Regions from separate parts of the Homo sapiens genome. Here region 1 is linked to region 2. The links are chromatin loops, found by intact Hi-C in ENCODE. Cell type or tissue: HCT116. All regions are shown on one strand. Each heading gives the region's core, and the rest is flanking DNA. Links, peaks and the distances in the headings are about the cores only. Region 1 has its middle 48 kb from the start of FDX1. Region 2 has its middle 50 kb from the start of POU2AF1.

What was found. Peaks named below come from ENCODE experiments on the same cell type or tissue, not always from the same donor. Only the 100,000 strongest peaks of a DNase experiment are listed, where the experiment ranks them.
Region 1: a loop joins it to region 2, with 3 times the contacts of the local background. A loop is called at or near these places in 3 of 110 quality-filtered maps.

The regions. Positions count from the first base shown.
Region 1 is chr11:110,473,267-110,482,587 of GRCh38, forward strand. No RefSeq gene overlaps it. Among named protein-coding and RNA genes, the nearest start is that of FDX1, 48 kb to the left of the region's middle. In HCT116, for the core only: CTCF peaks have their summits at 5,326 (motif pointing right) and 5,532; a DNase peak (open chromatin) is centred at 5,344.
Region 2 is chr11:111,424,520-111,433,840 of GRCh38, forward strand. It overlaps a transcript of BTG4 not described here. Among named protein-coding and RNA genes, the nearest start is that of POU2AF1, 50 kb to the left of the region's middle. In HCT116, for the core only: a CTCF peak has its summit at 4,710 (motif pointing left); a DNase peak (open chromatin) is centred at 4,712.

The DNA of each region.
Region 1 (9,321 bases), core at 575-8,574, 950 kb before region 2:
TGTGAGCCACTGTGCCCAGTCTTGATTCCTAATTATTAGGACTTTGGTTGTACTCAGTGGGCTCTGAAATGTCAACAGGGGTCTTGGGTGAGTTTGAATTTCAAGGAACCTCAAAATTGATTATTTACCTCCTAAGGGATTCTCTGGTCTTAGGAGGCTGGCCAGACCTGGAGTGAACCCTGTAGGTTGACCATGGACTGGAACAGACCACCTAGTCTCTCTCTAGGTTATATGCCTGATTCTAAGGGGGCCTCTAGGCTACACAGGTTTCTGAAGGGTCTATGTCCCCTCCTGTTATCATGTGGAAAGGGCCAGGTGTGCCATCTAAGCTTAAGTCGTTAGGGAATTCTCTCTCCCTCAAAAACATTTTAAATAATCTCCCTGAGTCTTCCTTTAATTGGCCTTCTAAATCTTTAATAAGCCTGGATTAAAACCACCCTCCATTAGGATGATCAATCTGAAAACAAATTAGATCAATTCCACAAGTCCAAGCCCCTTCGTATAGCACATGAGAGATGCCGAGCCCTATAGCTTACGTTCTGATAATACAAACCTCCTTGTGTTCCCTGAATATGTCATGCTGTTTCATAACTCTGCATTTGCTTAGGCTGAGCTCTGACTGGAGCTCCCTCCTGCTCTGTCTTGGCCCAGCTCACTCAGTTATCTTTCAAGATGTCTCTGGGAAGTGTTCTCTGAACTTTCAGCTGGGATTATATGTCTCCCCGCTTTTTGGGACCTCCCCCCGCCGGCCACAGGATATAGTTCCATCTTAGCCTTTGCCATGTTATAGTATATTGAGCCTGGTGGTGGGTGATTGTCTCTGCCGGTAAGCTGTAAGCACATCCTGTGTACCATCCAGCACAGAGCATGGAGTCTGACACCCAGTAGTCAGTCTATAATACCAAAATATTGGAAAGCAGAGAAGGTGCCTTCATGCTGCAGGGACAAGCCACATGAACACTTTTAAAAAAAGGAAACAGAGTCTGGACACCTCAAACTCAGGAAGGAGTTATAGTGTGGGTAAAGAGGCCTAGGCAACATTATTTGTCCCTGGTTTGGACATGCCCTTTGTCTTGAAGCCCGTTAACTGTGTTTTGTATTTACTGACAGTTCAAGTTTTTCTCTTTTTTTTTTTCATACTTTGGAAGGGCAGAGACATCTGATCTAATACCATCTGTGACCAAGGGAGGGAAGGTGGGAGGAAGGAAGAGAATATCCATTTATTCACTTAATATTTCTGGAGCATCTGCTAGGTGCTGAGGATTCAGCAAGGACAAAACAAATGAATTCCTGCCTTTGCAGCTTCCTCTCCAGTGTGTGGGGGAATAGAAAATGAATAACAATAGACAGTTCCTTAGGTAGTGATAAGTGCTATGGAGAATGTAAAGCAGAGAAAAATGATACAGGTGTTGAGGGTGGGGAGCAAGGAGCTGCAGATTTTGAATGGGGTGGTCTCTGAGGTGGATGCCACAGGAAGGCATGCTCCGGGAGATGGCCTGGGAGGGCAGGGGAGCAGCAGGAAGGGTGGTCAGGAAGGTGAATGAGCAGGCAAGGGGAGTTTGCAGATGGTGCAGGCCCTGTAGGCCAGGGCAAGGGCTCAGCTTTTACTTCCATGGGATAGAAGCTACTGGAAGGTTTTGATAAAAGCAGTTCAGTGCTCTGACTTACCATATGTCCAGCACTGTGCTAGGTATTCACACAAATGACCTTATTTAATTTTGTAAAGTACCCTGCAAGATACATGGTTTTATCATCATTTTGCAAGTGAGGACTTAACACAGACCTTCTCCAAGATCAAATATGTAGAAACATGGGGAGCCAGGAAGACTTAACCTCTGTAAGGCCTAGCTTTGACCTCTGTAAAATAGGAATGATGCCTATAAACCCTATGCAATTCTGAAAATCAAATGATAATGTAAATAAAGAGAGTAGCAAAGTACTTGAGGAACTCAATAAACGTCAGTTTCCTTCTTTGTTCCAAGGCCACACACACAATAGCAAAGTGAACACTGGTTAGAAGATCTGCTCCATCTTCAGTGAACTCAGAGTAGGCACATCCATTGCACTTAATAGATTTTTGTTTCTTCCCTCCTTTCCCCTCCTCCTGTCTCTGGGTCCAGTTTCCTTATCTATATATTGAGACTATTGGTCTGCTCTCCAAGGCAATTTCCAGTTATAAAGTTCTTTATTGCTTCGACATTGTCTTAGCTGTTTGGTACACACCTTTCCTAATAGCTAGCAGAGGGTGATGCACACCGTGGGAACTTCATCAATCCCCAGTGATGATCTGAGAGGTGTTATGATAGAACAGGTTAAATGCCAGTGTCCTCTTCAGGTTTGACTGGGTCAGTGATCTTGTCAAAGGGGCATGATGAAGTGCCCCAAGGAGGTTCCTAGAGTTTCCGAAAATGGATGCAAAGTATGAAATGTCAATGCTTCTCCAGTGATGCTGGAGCACTTCTGCCTCTCGGATGTCATTCTTATTACTTTATAATTACCTTCTGACCTTTACTGACTCTGACAGTTGTGAGTCTTTAAAAAAAGGATTCAAGAATATTATCATTAATGCAGTTGCCTAGAAACAGGGCCTAAAATACATCTGGCTTTAATAGAAGAGCTAAAATGAGTTTTCATTTTTTGGCATTGTCTCTCTTTCTCCTTTCTCTTTTCTCTCCTCCCTCCCCCAACTTTTTCTTTGTATTAACCAAGAATTGCAATAGAATTTTTCACTAATCCTTTCTGAACTGTCCAGAGCCAAGGTACCCAAAATAGAGAGCATTTTTCCATCATAGGAAGCTTTAGCAACACTAACTGGGCATTATGAAATCTAATCCCTAGCCCACTTACACAGCAGGTATAGAATCTGTATTGTCAAATCACTCATCGCGCTCTCTGTAAGGAAGCTTTGCCAGTACTCATAAAGATGCTAGAAGAAGGAGATTCTATTGAGATTCTATTTATCTCTTCATCAAGGCATGTTCTAGAACACTATGCCAAATGGCTACAACTGTGATTTTCTGACCCATAAACATTTCCGTTCACCACTTTAATGTCTCCTCCCAGATGTACCCTCTTGCTTTCCTCTGTCCTTTTTATCATTGCAATGTTCAGTCAGTCTGTAGCTAGCGCACCTTGCAAACACAGCCCTTATCATCTGATAAAAAGAAAAGAGAAAACAGTAAAAAAGAGCAATAGAATATATTCCATTTTTTTCTATGTCTGTTATTAGATTTCTGCTTGTGGAAATACACTGATTTGCAAAAATGCTTCTGGTGGCAAAGGTTACATCAGCCTTACTAGGTCAAGAGGCCTAGAAGTCTGCTGGCCAGGTCAGCACAGCACCCTCTACTCACCATGCAGGTGCTTATGGAGGTTTAGGGAAGTGGAGTTCTGTAAGGGGAGGGGGCCTCCAGGGATCAAGGCACTCACCGTTCAGAACTGCTCCAGAATTAATTTCCATGGCCGGCATCACTCCCAGGCTGTTTCCAAACTTGCCTGATCATAAGAACCATCTGAGGGCTTGTTAAAAGTACTGATTCAAAGCCTCTTTTCTGAAGATTCTGATTCTGTAGATCTGGTATAGAACTTGGGGAACAGCTTTTAACAAGTACCCTGGTGGTTCATGTCAGGCAAGTTTAGGAAACAGACCAACAGTAGAGTCCAGGCACCTTTCAACTGCAGACAGGGCTTTCTGTGGTCTTGCTGCAGATTCCACTGTTAGCTCCAGACACACACTGGTTTGTGCTGCCCTGTCACACAACTCCAGGCCTTGACTCCTTGCTATGCACACTGCCTAGTGGCTGTCTGCCGTCTTCAACAGTCTTCCCCACGTCTTAGGACAGTGCAGGCATTGTTTCCTTGTGTTTCTGGAACACCTGCTCTTGCTTCTAACAAAAGAACAGCACTTAAGTTTATTACAATTATTGGTTTACCTTCTGTGATCCCATTTTCTGCTTTATACTTTTCATAGGATGTTTACCCCATACTCCTCAATTTGAATGAAAGCGCTGGGAAGGGGGACTCTGCCTGGACTAAGCTGTGTCCCAGGCTTCTACAAGAGGCCCTGGCCTACAGTAGGTGCTCAGTAGATATTTGTGAATTAAATTCTGTCTGTGGCACTAGACTGCGAGCCAGTCTTTAATCTCTGCAATCCTAGCACCTTGCTCAGTGTCTGTCACTCTAATGATAGTTGGATGAATCACTGAGATATTTGACTTCATAACCAGGTTTCGGTCCACTCAGCGCTCTTAGTGAGGAAGAATTAGGCAAATACAACCCTGAAAGGGAAAAAAGGAGCCAAATGGGGGAACAGCATGGAAACCTGGAAAAGAGCAGAGGAAACAGACACATAGAGACTGGACAATGGTGGGGACCAGGGGAAGTTGTCTTAGTCCTGATGGTAAGAAAGGTATCAAGAAGGGGATAATTGTTGATTGTTTCTAAACAACTCAATTCTTGTTGGTAGTTTCCAAAGACAGCCCAGAGATCACCCAGGGCCATCTCCACAACCTGCCCTCCCCTTGAAATGGCTCTGCACACAGTCTAACCCAGAGAGAGCATTAACCCAGTACCATGGTTAGGAGGGCGGATTCTAGAGTCAGAGGACCAGGTCTCCAATCCTAGTCCCACGCCTGACTGACTTTTTCCTGGGGCAAAACGTTCAAATCCCCTACTACCCCAGCCTCCTCATCTGTAAAAGGCTGTATGTACTAATGGTACCTGATCCTAGGGCTGTTGTGATAAATATGGTAATCCACACAAGGTGCTTAACACTGTGGCTGGCACCTAGTAAGTGATTAGTTGTGGCCTGTGTGGCACGCACTCTGCTGGGAACTGGGTATGTATGAAATAGCTAAGGGGCCAAGTGCATAGACTTCGGAATGAGATACATATGGCCTGGATTGGGAGCTCAGGGAAGTACTTAGCCTCTCTGAATCTCACATCATCGAGTGTAAAGTGAGGATAATAGCAACTGTTTACTGAGGCACATCCATTTGCCTGTGATCCACACAACCATCCTATAAGGATATTACCTCATGTACTCATCACACAGTTTCAGTAAGTGTCAACTAGCGATCACTTTATAACCTCTACCTACCCCTCACCCTTGCCTATCCCCAGTACCCTGGTTATTTTCACACAAACCCCAGATAGAACATCACTTCATCTGTCAATATACCTTATAATGTTTGTTGGCTTCACCATGTCTGGAATTCTAAGTAAACAAACTTGGTTCTGGACGAGGCACACAGTTGAACACCGTGCCTGTGGTCCAATGTCAGAACAACCGTTCTCATTCCACGGATGAGCTGATCCCCTTCAGGCTATAGGGGGCGCTGGAGCTAGAGAAGGAATGACAGCCAGGCATCCTGCTGAGAAGGCGGCCTGAGAGCGGTGCAGGGAGTGATCTCTGCGGCCTTGGCCTCCTGCGGAGAAACCTGGAAAAAGGATGCCTGGTACGACTGTTTGAGGCCACCGCCCAGCCAGGCTTTCCCAGTGGAAACCTGTATCCAGACCTAAAACTGTACACACAGTGCACGCTACAAGGGCTTGGGAGAAAGTAGGGTACTCTTCAGGGGACTGCCTGGAGGCACCGAGGACTCCTTGGAACTGGTCTCTTTTAAGTAGCACCAATGAGCTTTAGCTGCCGCACGGGCAAAATGGCAAAAAGAAAAGCCCATTTTGACAAAATTGTTCCTTGGTCCTGTCACATCAGGCTGTCATTTTGGCTAACTTGTCTTTTGTTCTTTGCACCTCAAATCTGAAAAAATTCTAAAATGCCTGAGCTCTATGGTGAGCAGAAAACTGTCCTGAGTATTTCTTCTCCTTTTCAACGTGCATGTCTCTGCCATTTTGAGTCTATTGTGCTGTTTAAAAGTCTCTTCCTTCTCCGAGCTCACTTTGCTATGTAAGCAGTTAGCTCCAAATAGATGGGTTCAGCACCACTCCAAAAAAAGAGCAATCCTTGTCTAAGAGGAAATATGGTTAAGTTGCAGCTTCCTAATTCTTCTTGTAGATAATATCTGTTCCTCTTGAGGAAGACTCTAGCCCTGATGCAATCATCTGATGCATTCTTTGTGATTGCTGCAAGGCAAAACTAAGGTAAGCTTGGAGCCAGAGAGAGCGCTTTATCTATTTATCTATTGATGGTGGTGCTGGTGGGGAAGGTAGAGCTGCCAGTATTCCTATTACAGTATGATTTCCAAGGGAGACAGTATTATGTAACCAGTGAATCATGAAAACCACCTCCAGTCTTCCAGCTGAGGAGGGCTTCTCCCTCCTCCATGATAACAAGCTGCAGATTGGCAGTAACAAGAGGCAAGTACTTACTTCACTGCTTTCTCCTGTTGCAGAAGTTTTGATGTCACCTCTTGGCATGAATGGGAACCTAGTATACCTCTGGAAGTGAAGCCTGCTTAGCTGGGTTCCACCCAAGGGAAGGCAGAAGTTTCTATTCCTCCAGGCTGCAATCCAAAGTATAGTAAACAAGTATGGGATAGAGTTCTTGTTTACAGGGGTTGCTGAAGTTTCTGTTTCAAGACACCATTTATATCATGACACAAAGGCTGCTTTCACTACCCTTCGTCATCGTTCTCTGAGTGGTGACTGAGCTGAATTTCACTGCTAGTTTGGAAGAATCTAAGGCAAAAAGACATCCCCATTGGCTCCCTCCATTTTAGCTAACAGCACTTGATGGCTGAAGGCACTACTCAGTCTGACTTGGCATTGTGCCAAGAGACTGCTTCTCAGCTGTGGTGAAGTTTGGCTACAGTCATTATCATAATTAACCTTAGCTGCCCTAACCGACAAAACCCTATTAAGCCTTGATGGCTTAATACCCAAGGGTTTATTTCTCATTTATGTGAAGTCCAGTAGGGGTCCGGCTGCCCTCTTCTCTCTGAAAGAGCCATCTGGAACACAGGGCCCCCAAGGTCTTTGCTGTGGGGGAAAAATAAGGTGGAGGAAGTGCCTGGCTCATAGTCCCTTGGCCAGAATCAGTCACATGACCCCAACCTAACTTCAGGGGAGGCTGGGAAGTACAGGTTGGAAAACATGAAATACCTGGTAAGCACTGATCCTCTCTGCCATATTGACTAGCATGATTCCATGATTTTCTGTGTTTTCCAGCAACTCACCGATGAAGATGTTGAACAGGTTAAAGCCAGGCAGGAGGACTGTCAGCGAACAACAGCACCTTAGTCCTCAAGGAAGTTATTCTTCACAGGGCTGTGGGCAAGAAGAATGCTTTTGCAGACAACCAGAGTCATTCCTAGAAGCAAGGACTATGACAGCAAGCTAAGATAGTTCTCGTTTGCTGGTTGTAGTGGATACACTAATTTCATTCCTTTGTCGAGGTAGAGTCCAAGTCCCAGCTGGAGGATGCATTTTGTTATCCTGTTGCTCAATTCCTAATGGACATAAGAAAGGTAGGAGCTACTGAAAGTTTCTCAGCAAGGAAGCTACTAAAAATAAAAGAGAATCCTTGTCCTATGAACAATTCCAACCCTTACTCTGGCTGACCCAGAGATTGTGGATTGAGTCTGGCCACGTAAAAAAAAAAAAAAAAAAAAAGGGAACAATTCAGCAACCCTCAGAACCGAACAGTTTTTTCTACATCTTGGGACGCAAGTAGAGCTAGGCGAACTTTCCACCTGGTCCATCAGCTTAGTGTGAAATGACAAGGGAGAAGTGAGGTGAGAGACACACACTTCTTTTTTTTTTTTTTTTTTTTGAGACAGAGTTTTGCTGTTGTTGCCCAGGCTGGAGTGCAGTGGAGCAATCTCAGCTTACTGCAAGTTCCACCTCCCGGGTTCAAACGATTCTCCTGCCTCAGTCTCCCAAGTAACTGGGATTACAGGCGCCTGCCACCACGCCCAGCTAATTTTTGTATTTTTAGTAGAGATGGGGTTTCGCCATGTTGGCCAAGCTGGTCTCAAACTCCTGACCTCAGGTGCTCCACTCACCTCGGCCTCCCAAAGTGTTGGGATTACAGGCGTGAGCCACCACACCTAGCCGAGACACACACCGTTCAAGGACATACCAGAATCTCAGAGGGAGGATGGTTAGGGAGATGTAAGATTTTTATATTTATCAAAAGAGGACTTAAATTTAAAAAGAAGGAAAGAGAGAGTGAGGGGGGAAAGAAAGAGGAAGAGAGAAAAGCAGAAGAGAAAAAGATAAAAAGGAAAGAGAATAAGTAGAAAGAGAAAAAGAAAGGAAAAGAGAGAGACTCCCTAACACATCATCTGCAACCTTCCAAACCTGCTTATGATTATAAGGTGGTTGAGTGCATGTGTATCATTAGTTGCTAGGACGATGAGTTTCAATCCCAAGCTCTAGAGCCTCATATCATGTGGAGTAGGGGTGGGCAGATTTTCTGAAGTGCTATGGTTGTGCTTTTATCGCTCTGGGGACAGATCCGTGGTGGCATGGCTAATGGGGATTTCTCTTTCCAGGAAGGGGCTATCAGTCTATGACTCAGCTGTCACCTTCTGGCCCCTGAGATCTAGATAGTGTCTCTCCTGAACCATCAGTTTTACTGCCCGTAGAGGTCCACTGCCAAATTTCTACTAATTCTTAGGGACTTGCCTTCCCATGAGCCCTCTGCTTTTGGCTCTACACGGGTGGCTTTGGTCCTTACCATGATGCTCAAAACATGAAAGTTGGCCCTTTGCAATATTATCTTATAGAATTTTTATAGTTTTGGGTCCAAGATTTAAGTCCCTGATCCATCTTGAGTTGATTTTTGTATAAGGTGAGAGATGAGGATCCAGTTTTATTCTCCTGCATGTGGTTTGCCAATTATCCTAGCACCATTTGTTATATAGGGTGTCCTTTCCCCACTTTATGTTTTTTGTTTGCTTTGTCAAAGATCAGTTGACTGTAAGTATTTGGGTTTATTTCTGGGTTCTCTATTCTGTTTCATTGCTCTATGTGCCTATTTTTATACCAGTACCATGCTGTTTTGGTGACTATGGCCTTATAGTATAGTTTGAAATCAGGTAATGTGATGCCTCCAGATTGGTTATTTTTGCTTAGCCTTGCTTTGGCTACGTGGGGTCTTTTTTGGTTTCATGTGAATTTTAGGGGTTTTTTTTCTTTTTTAGTTCTGTGAAGAATTCAATTCATGGGAATTGAATTGTATTTGTAGATTGCTTTTGGCAGTATGGTCATCTTCACAATATTGATTCTACACATCCACGGGTGTGGGATGTGTTTCCATTTTTTTATGTTGTCTATGATTTCTTTCAGCAGTGTTTTGTAGTTTTCGTTGTAGTTTTCACCTCCTTGGTTAGGTATTTTCTTAAGTATTTTATTTAT
Region 2 (9,321 bases), core at 981-8,980:
AATTCATTTATTTGAGGCCAATAAACTGAATGCTAACTGGCCTCAAAGTCATTCATCATCATTAAGTGGTAAGGTTATGTGGTTATTAATAAACCAAGCCTGCAGATAAAAGATTTACGGTCACTTAAGCATTTGTTTATTAATTCAATAAAATTAGGCCAGATGTAGTGGCTGACGCCTGTAATCCCAACACTTTGAGAGCCCGAGGTGGGTAGATCACCTGAGGTCAAGAGTTCGAGACCAGCCTGACCAATATGGTGAAACCCCGTCTCTACTGAAAATACAAAAATTAGCCAGGCGTGGTGGCAGGTGCCTGTAATCCCAGCTTACTCAAGAGGCTGATGCAGGAGAATCACTGCAACCTGGGAGATAGAGATTGCAGTGAGCCAGGCTGTATTAGGTACTTTAAAAGATTAATAAAAACAAGCCCGGTCCCCAAGTAGCTCAAACCTTACTAGAGAAGAGATGTGATGTCAAGGGCCATGAGAGGGGACAAACTGCCATGGCAGTTTAGAAAGCGGATGAGCAGGTCCTTCTGTACAATCATAGAGGGCTACATGAAGGAAGGCGCCATTTGGGCTGGACCTGGGAAAATGGGTAGGTGTGGAACAAACTTTTATCATGGGGCATGCATTCCAGGCAGAACGTGTGCAAAGGAGGAGGTAGGAAAAATGAAGGGTATTTTTTAGAAGCAGTAAGGATTCCTGGAAGACAGTGGCAGCATTTCTGGGTAGGGGGTTCACAGGTGTTGTTGAGGCCCTGCTGCATGCCAGGCACTCTGTACCATAGGCAGGCTCCATGCTGATCATGGAGATAAACACATACACAAAAGACACAGGAGCCCTGGCCTCATGGAGCTCATAGTCCCTCCAAGGATACAGTCGAAAAAGAAGACTGGAGAGCCCCCAGTGCTGACCATTTAAGGAGCCTGGGGACTTGGGGGTTAGCAATGGAGAGTTAATGACAGTTTTTAATGCTGCAAGGTTATGATCAGCGCCTTTTAGAAGATTTATCTGGCCCGATAGTAGAAGAAAAACTTAAGAAGAAAGACGGGAAATATTGAAATTTCAGTTAAGAAACTACTGTAGTAACCCAGATGAGAGATAATTACCAAAATCAGAGCAGTAGGTAGGAAGAAAAATAGGGTATGAATGCAAGAGATACTAACCAAGCAGACTACACTCAATCTGGGAACTAGCAAGGGCAAGAAAAGCATCGAAATGGATCTGAGGGCGGGCACAGTGGCTGACGCCTATAATCGCAGCTCTTTGGGAGGCCAAGGTGGGAAGATCGCTTGAGCTCAACAGTTTGAGACTAGCCTGGGTAACATAGTGACACCCCATCTCTACAAAAAATTTAAAAATAGCTGGGCATGGTGGCACACACCTGCAGTCCCAGCTACTCGGGAGGCTGAGGTGGGAGGATCACGTGAGCCCTGGAAGTTGAGGATTCAGTGAGCCGAGATTGCGCCACTGCACTGCAGCCTGGATGACAGAGCCAGACCTCGTCTCAAAGAAAGAAAAAAAAGGAGAAACTGACCTGGGCTCTAGTGCCTAGGTGATTTACAGAATGTTGGCATCATTATCCAAAAACCAGGGTGTCAAGAGGAGCACAGCGGGACAAGGAGGAGGGTGATGAGTTCATGTGGGGTATGCTCAGTGTCTTCCCACAATGAGAAAGTGGGTGGTCCAGCCAGAGAGAGGTGAGAATTGCCAAGAAACCATGAAAGCAGTGACAGAGGAAGGGAAGGGAAATGAAAAAAAAATGGAAAGGAGGACTGGATTGAGAGTGGTTGTATCTACACATTGTATAGATCCTCCTGGCAGAAGACTCTAGCACCCATGGTTCTCTCTCCGTGTCTCCAAAGCTCTTTGGAAAGACACTTTCTTTGGCAAAAGAAAAGGAGAACACACAATAGAGAGAATGTACTGCAGAAATATGCATGGCAAATATGGCAGGGATAGGGAAAGGGGTTTGCATTGTAGCGGTGGTGGGTGGACAAGGTGTTTCAATCTGTAGTGTTCCCTTATAGTTCTAGCACACCTTGGGCTCTCCTCTCACAGTGACTCTCCCTCCATGCTCCAGAGATCCTGACTCCTCAGTTTTCCCATTGCTACCAGAGCCCAGGCCGGCCTGAATTCCAGATGATGACCACCACTAGATGAGAAAGACCAGATCAGAAGTCACCCTCTTCACCAGCACCCAAGGCTTCTTCACCTACACTCCCCTTACCACGCCCCTGTATCACACTGCATCAGAGGCAGGCAGGCCCGGGCAGGTTTGGCACAGCCAGCTCCCAGGCCGGTGTGGGAAAGTTAATATCACCCCGGAGTTTACTCAAAGTGTATGTGCCTTAGCAGAGCATGTTTTCTGGAGCTTCCCTGGGAGCTCACCAGCGCCATCAGAACATTTCTCAGTCTTTGCAAACACAATTGATTTACAATCCCACCACTGAAGTCACAAAGACAGAATGAAAATCAACTCCCCACAAGGATATTATTTCCTTGAAGAGACCTAGAATGATCTCAGTGACAGAGTTTCTTCATAAGTGGGTAAGAAAAAGTCCCTGCCTGCCTCCATTTTCTATTGGAACATCTCTTTTCTCTCATAATGCTGTTAAATATACCCCAGCAAAGTGGAGCTACTAAATTGAAATCATTAAGAAAGGATCAGTTCTCTACCCATCTCAGCTCTAGAGACTAGAGGAAAGGTGAGATCCATTCACAATAAGATGCTCTTCTTTCTGGAAAAAGGCAGCCACATCACAGACCTCTCTGAGCTGTGAAATTGAGCAGGACCCTTTGGTAGAGGCCTAGAGAGAGGGGCCCATGGCGGTCAAGAATAATCATGGCCGCTCACCCAGCACTGCCGAACACCCAGACATGGGACCTCTGCTCACAGCTCTCAAAGGACCGCTCTGATCTCACCCAGGCAATATGTGGCCAACTCCATATAAAACAACAGAAGAATAAAAAGAGATTTTTTTTCCTAATAAATATTCTTCTGCCGCTAATCCACCCTTTATAACTGTCAGGCTTCATGGGGCTGGCAGAAAGCCCATCAGATAACAAGGCAGCTGTGACCTGAGAAACGTGAGAAGAGGAGCAGATTAATAAAGATGAAAAACATGTTTGGTAACTGTGTCTGAGGGGAGGTCTCAGGGGAGTCTTTAGAGGGATACTCTGGCAGCTCGGGGACCCCAAAACCAATGCCACCCAGAAGCTGCAGCTACCCCAAGGGGAGGGGTCAGTCAAATGTGGTCCCTGAAAGCAAGCAGCTGACTTCCCTGACTTTCTGCACAGGCATTTGCTACCTGAGCCTTCCTGGGTTGACTTCATAGAATATGACAATAGAGTGACAGAGGCGTCACATCACAAGGCACAGGCTTTTGGTTCCCCCCACCCCGAACATTAGACTGAGGACACATACAGCTCTGTGGGGAGGCAGCCCAAGGCGGTGGCATTCTCCCTTCCTGCTTGCCGACAAGCCCCCGGCAAGCAGCTGTGACAAAGCAAGGATGAAGTTATAGGGAGGAGGATTTGACTAATGGCCGTATTTTCCTCGCCAAGAGCTAGGATAAATGGTCCAAAAAGTGCATAGGTAAGTATGGAGACGTCAGGACAGAAAATTTCTGAGTTAGGCCTGTCCTGAAATATCTGGGATTTGGTAGAGTATAGAATGGAAATACTGGTCTTCTAGACTGTGAGATGACAAGGATTATCACAAAGATGGAAGGGGAAGAGGAAGAAGATGAAGGAACTGAGTTCCCTTTTAAGACCCTACACCCTTCTCTATGATGACGTCACAAAGAAAAGTCCCCCAATTCAGTCCCTCCAGATTTCTTCAAACCCCACTGTATTGTTTCTGCTGCTTTTCCTTGCATCTCTGTCCTGCAATCCTCAGCAAGCCCTGCTGACCTACAGAGTTGTGCAGAGCCTCCAGTCAGGGACCTCTTCCTTTTGCCAATGCCTGGGGACTATGGCATTGGGCCACACAGTCATCTCCCCAGGGGAGCAGACTGACAGCGGACCTGGGGAGAAAAACAATCAGGTATCAACAGGTTCTTCCTGATCCAAATTAAATTCTAGCCCAGGGGACCTGAGCCCTAGGACACAAAGCTCAATGTTAGGTCCTATCTCTGAACTTCTCTACGCAGAGTTACTCAGCCCCTGACTATCTGCTGTTTGGAGCCATTCAGGGGAAGTGGGGGTGCAGGCATTCATTCCACTCCCACTCCTGGAACAGGCTACCAGGGTCTACCAGTGTGAGAGGCAGGAATTTCTGCAAGGCTCTTCAGCTTCATGGCTGCCTCAGGTTCGTGGTAACCAGGAATACAGTGTGAGGGTCTCATTAGCTCCAGGAAAAGGAAGGCCAGTGATAGACCGCTAGCTAAATAATTAAGCGAATGTGCAATCACCCGTAATATTTACAGACCACTCACTATGTATGTTCCAAACATCGTTCTGAGCTCTCCCCATTCACGAATTTGTCCCATCCTCACAACTTACTTTTCTTAAATTGAGGTAAAAATCTATATGACTTAAAATTTGCCATTTTAGCCATTTTAAAGTGTACAAGTGAGTGACTTCCAGGATAGTTCCAATGTTGTGCAACCATCACCACTATCTAATTCCGGGACATTTCAAAATACCCAGTACCCAAGAAACAGTTACTCACAAAAACCTACTTTTGAGGGAGGCGCCCCCTACTGACAAAGCTTAACATCACGCTCTCTCGGTAGAAAGGAGACATCTTGAGAGACCAGTCAGTATTGCAGGGCAGGTCCCAAAAGATGAACTCGGAACTGAGAGGCAATAAATGGGTAACTGGCACGTTACTCAAATTTTACACATGAGGAAATGGAACAAGGGAGGTTAAGCAGCCTGCTCAAGGTCACGTAGCAACTGATGAAATCAGGCTGATTCCAAAATGAGACAGACATTTGTACCTAGAAGGTAAAGGTAAAAGCCAAGAAGAAAGATGCTTTGTATCTTCTCAGGCATAAACAGGGGTTTATAATTGGTAAACAGATAAGGTATCCCTGGACTTGTTGAGCAGATCTAAAACTAATAGGAAAAGGGACATTTCTGGAGCTTTGAATCAGATAGTTTTAGGAAATTCAGTGAAGAATACAAAAAGGTAGTAAACTCCCAAAACTCATTAGCTATAAGAGAAACGGGGCCACACAATTAGGCCAAGAAGTTCTGTAGCAACTGCTAAGCATTTGTTGAGCAAAGCACACTCCTAGACAAAATGGAGAACGTAAAGGGGCAACTCCCCCACTTCAATTCTTCTGCTGCTGATCCCACCTGCTTTCTCATATCTTCCAAGGTTATACACTTTCTTCAAGTCCTGCTGTACATCCCACCATCCTTAACACTCCAGAGGCTTTCCTGAGTCTGTGTTATTGTTGTTGGTGTTTTTTGTTTTGTTTTTCCCTTGTCTTAGTGTACTTAAATCCTATCTCTTCTGATTAGTACAGGCCTCAGTGAGCTCTTTCTGCTGAACACAGCAAGCACATCATAATAGTAAACGCTTATGGTGCATTGTCATGTGTTGTTAACCCAAAATATCGGAGATAGGTCACAGTCAATTCAGAAAGTTTATTTTGCCAAGGTTAAGAAACAACCATGATACAGCCTCAGGAAGTCCTGACGACACGTGCCCAAGGTTGCCAGGGTACAGCTTGCTTTTATACATTTTAGAGAGACATGAGACATCAATTGATATATGTAAGCTGTACATTGGTTTGGTCCAGTAAGGTGGGACAACTCAAAAGTGGAGCCTACCAGGTTAGAAGTAGATAAAAGACAAAAGGTTGCATTCTTTTGAATCCTTGACTAGCCTTCCACTGAATACACAATTTAGTTTGGCTTAGTGAATCTGCATTTTTATGTAAACACTAGGGCAGAGGAAGTAATCAGATATGCATTTGTCTCAGGCAAGCCTCAGAGGGATGACTGAATTCTGTCTGTCCTTTGTCCACAAGCAATTTCCTTGTAGGCAAATTGTAAGGAGGGTAAGTATCTTCTTACCTTTTAGCTACCTTATTTAGGAATAAAATGGGAGGTAGGTTAGCCTGACCACACGGACACCATTACCATCTTGACTTTTCCCTTGGCTTAGGGATTTGGGGGGTCCCAAGATTTATTTTCCTGTGTCAAACAATTGTTAGCATATGACTTCATTTTGTCCTCACCAAAAGAACCCAGATGAGGAAACTGAGACCCAGAAAGGTTGAATAACTTCCTCAAAGTCACACAGCCACTAAATGGCAGAATCAACATTAGAATCTTGGTTGTTTTGATGCCAAAACCTCTTAACCCCAGATTAAAGTGCCTCTCAATTGAGTTTTCACATCACAATGCAACCCTTCACATACGGAGCTAATATTGCCTCTAATTCATTTATACATACCAGCCTTTTCTTTTTACCAGATTAAAAGAAGGCAGTCACCACGTATACAAAAGCAGCTCAGCATGGTCTCACATACAGTGACTAATTTTGTTCTCTTCTATGCCCCCATAGTGCCTCAGTCAGTGACGAAAGGGTTTGATATTCAAAAGCAGAAATTAAAGGACTTATCTGAAGGCAGAACATATTTGTGTACCTTAACCCAGGCAGTAAAGGAGGGCTATATTGTTCAGTATTGTATTGAGAGGTGAATTGAAGGATGGGGGTTCAGGTCAACACATTGCTTTGTGGCTGGTCTAGAACCCCAGGCTCAGTATTAATATTAGCCTAATAAACATAATGATAACTCCCTTTTTTGGAGCCCTTGATGTGTCAGGCACTGTTCTAAGCACTGAATTTACAGTATCTCATGAATCTTCATAGCAAGCCTATGATGTAGGCACTGCCATTATTACCGCTTCATAGATCAGGGAATTGAGACTCAGAGAAGTAACTTTCCTAAAGGGGCATAGCCAGTAAATGATAGAATTGGAATTTGAACACAGAGCATTTTGATTCCAACCAAGAGGCCCCTCCAAAACCTACTTAGGGAATAATACCTCCCACCTAAGTTCAATATTCAAGCTTTTCATATTCTCAAATATTCACTGTTTAATCAACAGAAGTTAACTGATTCACATAATATACGGCCCATCCTGTGCAGAGGCTTAGCATCTAGACAAGAGGAGGGATGGAGGACAACCCCCGGGGCTGGACCACAGTGAAATGGGCTGTCCTGTGTAGGAAATGACCAGAGTGGAGGACAAGCATGGGAAGTTTAGCTAAGGGATCTAATTAGATGACCTCTACGTTTTCTTCCAGCACCCAATCAGAGATGTAAGAACTGAACTCTAGCAACTTGCAGAGCTGGGGACACATACTTGACAGCCTCCAGAATGAAAGTAGTAGATGCTGTCACGATGCTTGGTTGGGATTCCCAGTGGAGGATACAGACATGGAATCAGGGTAGAAGCCAGAGAACTAAATATCAGGAAACAAAGCTAGAGCCAAAGAGACTGTCAGGAAGGTCAGAATTACAAAAAAATAGTTAGAGCACACCAGCACATCAGTGCAAATCAGTAAGCACTTATGAGTACCTACTATTGATTCCTTTGACATTTGATTCATTCAACAAACATTTACTGAGTCTTAATGTGTGTTCCTGGAGCTAGAGAGAAAGGAGAAAGCACAGCTAGAGCCCTGCCCTCAGGTAGCTGACACTCTCAGAGAATGCTGATAGGCAGGGTATTTCGCTGTGGAGCCACGTGAAGGAGTTGGATCCTGGTCCCTGCCTCCCGGATCACTTAAACATGGGCTATGGGTACCAAACAAACACACAGCAAGCAGAATTACAATCCAACAATTAAGTAATATTTAAAGAAAATAACAGGCCAAGCACAGTGTCTCATGCCTGTAATCCCAACACTTTGGGAAGTCGAGGTGGGTAGATCACCTGAGGTCAGGAGTTCGAGACCAGCCTGGCCAGCATGGTGAAACCCCATCTCTACTAAAAATACAAAAGTTAGCTGGGCATGGTGGTGGGTGCCTGTAATCCCAGCTACTTGGGAGGCTGAGGCAGGAGAATCTGTAGAACCCAGGAGGCAGAGGTTGCAGTGAGCTGAGACCACGCTGTTGCACTCCAGCCTGGGCAACAGAGCAAAGCTCCATCTCAAAAAAATAAAGAAAGAAAATAACAGACATGAGAGAAACTAGCAGGTCAAATAAAGTTTTGTTCTGCCAGATAGAAGGGAAACAAATATGTTTGGTGGCACAGAACAGAGCTAATGAAATATTTTGAATTGCTTTACACTGTGTGAAAAAATTAAACCTTCATCTTCCTCAGAAACCAGATCTTACTATTTCTACTTCTTAAGTAATATATCTTTTTTTTTTCTTTTTTGTAGAGACAAGGTCTCAGTATGTTGCCCAGGCTGGTCTCAAACTCCTGAGCTCAAGCAATCCTTCCACCTCCACCTCCCAAAGTGCTGGTATTACAGGCATAAGCCACCATGCCTGGCCTCAAGTAATATATCTGTCTCCCCTGGAAGTAGTTGTAGAAGCCCTTGTCATCTTAACTGGGCCAAGCCAGGCAGACTCTGACTTGGAGGTAAGACAAGAAGGAGATAGTGGCCAGAATTCATTAGTAAACCAGCATCTATTGTTTGCAATGGGCGCAATATAAAATACACTAAACAGTCATAAAATGTACAACAAAGATGGAAGAGACCTTAAAGATCATCCAATCTGATTTTCTGATCTTACAAATGAAGCAACTGTGGTGTGGGGGCATGAAATAGTTTGTCCAAACCTGACAAAAACAAGCAACAGGGAAAGGATTCCCTATTTAATAAATGGTGCTGGGAAAACTGGCTAGCCATATGTAGAAAGCTGAAACTGGATCCCTTCCTTACACCTTACAAAAAAATTAACTCAAGATGGATTAAAGACTTAAATGTAAGACTTAAAACCATAAAAACCCTAGAAGAAAACCTAGGCAACACCATTCAGGACATAGGCATAGGCAAAGACTTCATGACTAAAACACCAAAAGCAATGACAACAAAAGCCAAAATAGACAAATGGGATCTAATTAAACTAAAGAGCTTCTTCACAGCAAAAGAAACTATCATTAGAGTGAACAGGCAACCTACAGAATGGGAGAAAATTTTTGCAATCTATCCATCTGACAAAAGGACTAATATCCAGAATTTACAAAGAACTTAAACAAATTTACAAGAAAAAAACAACCCCATCAAAAAGTGGGCAAAGGATATGAACAGACATGTCTCAAAAGAAGACATTTATGTAGCCAACAGGCATATGAAAAAAATGCTCATCACTGGTCATCAGAGAAATGCAAATCAAAAC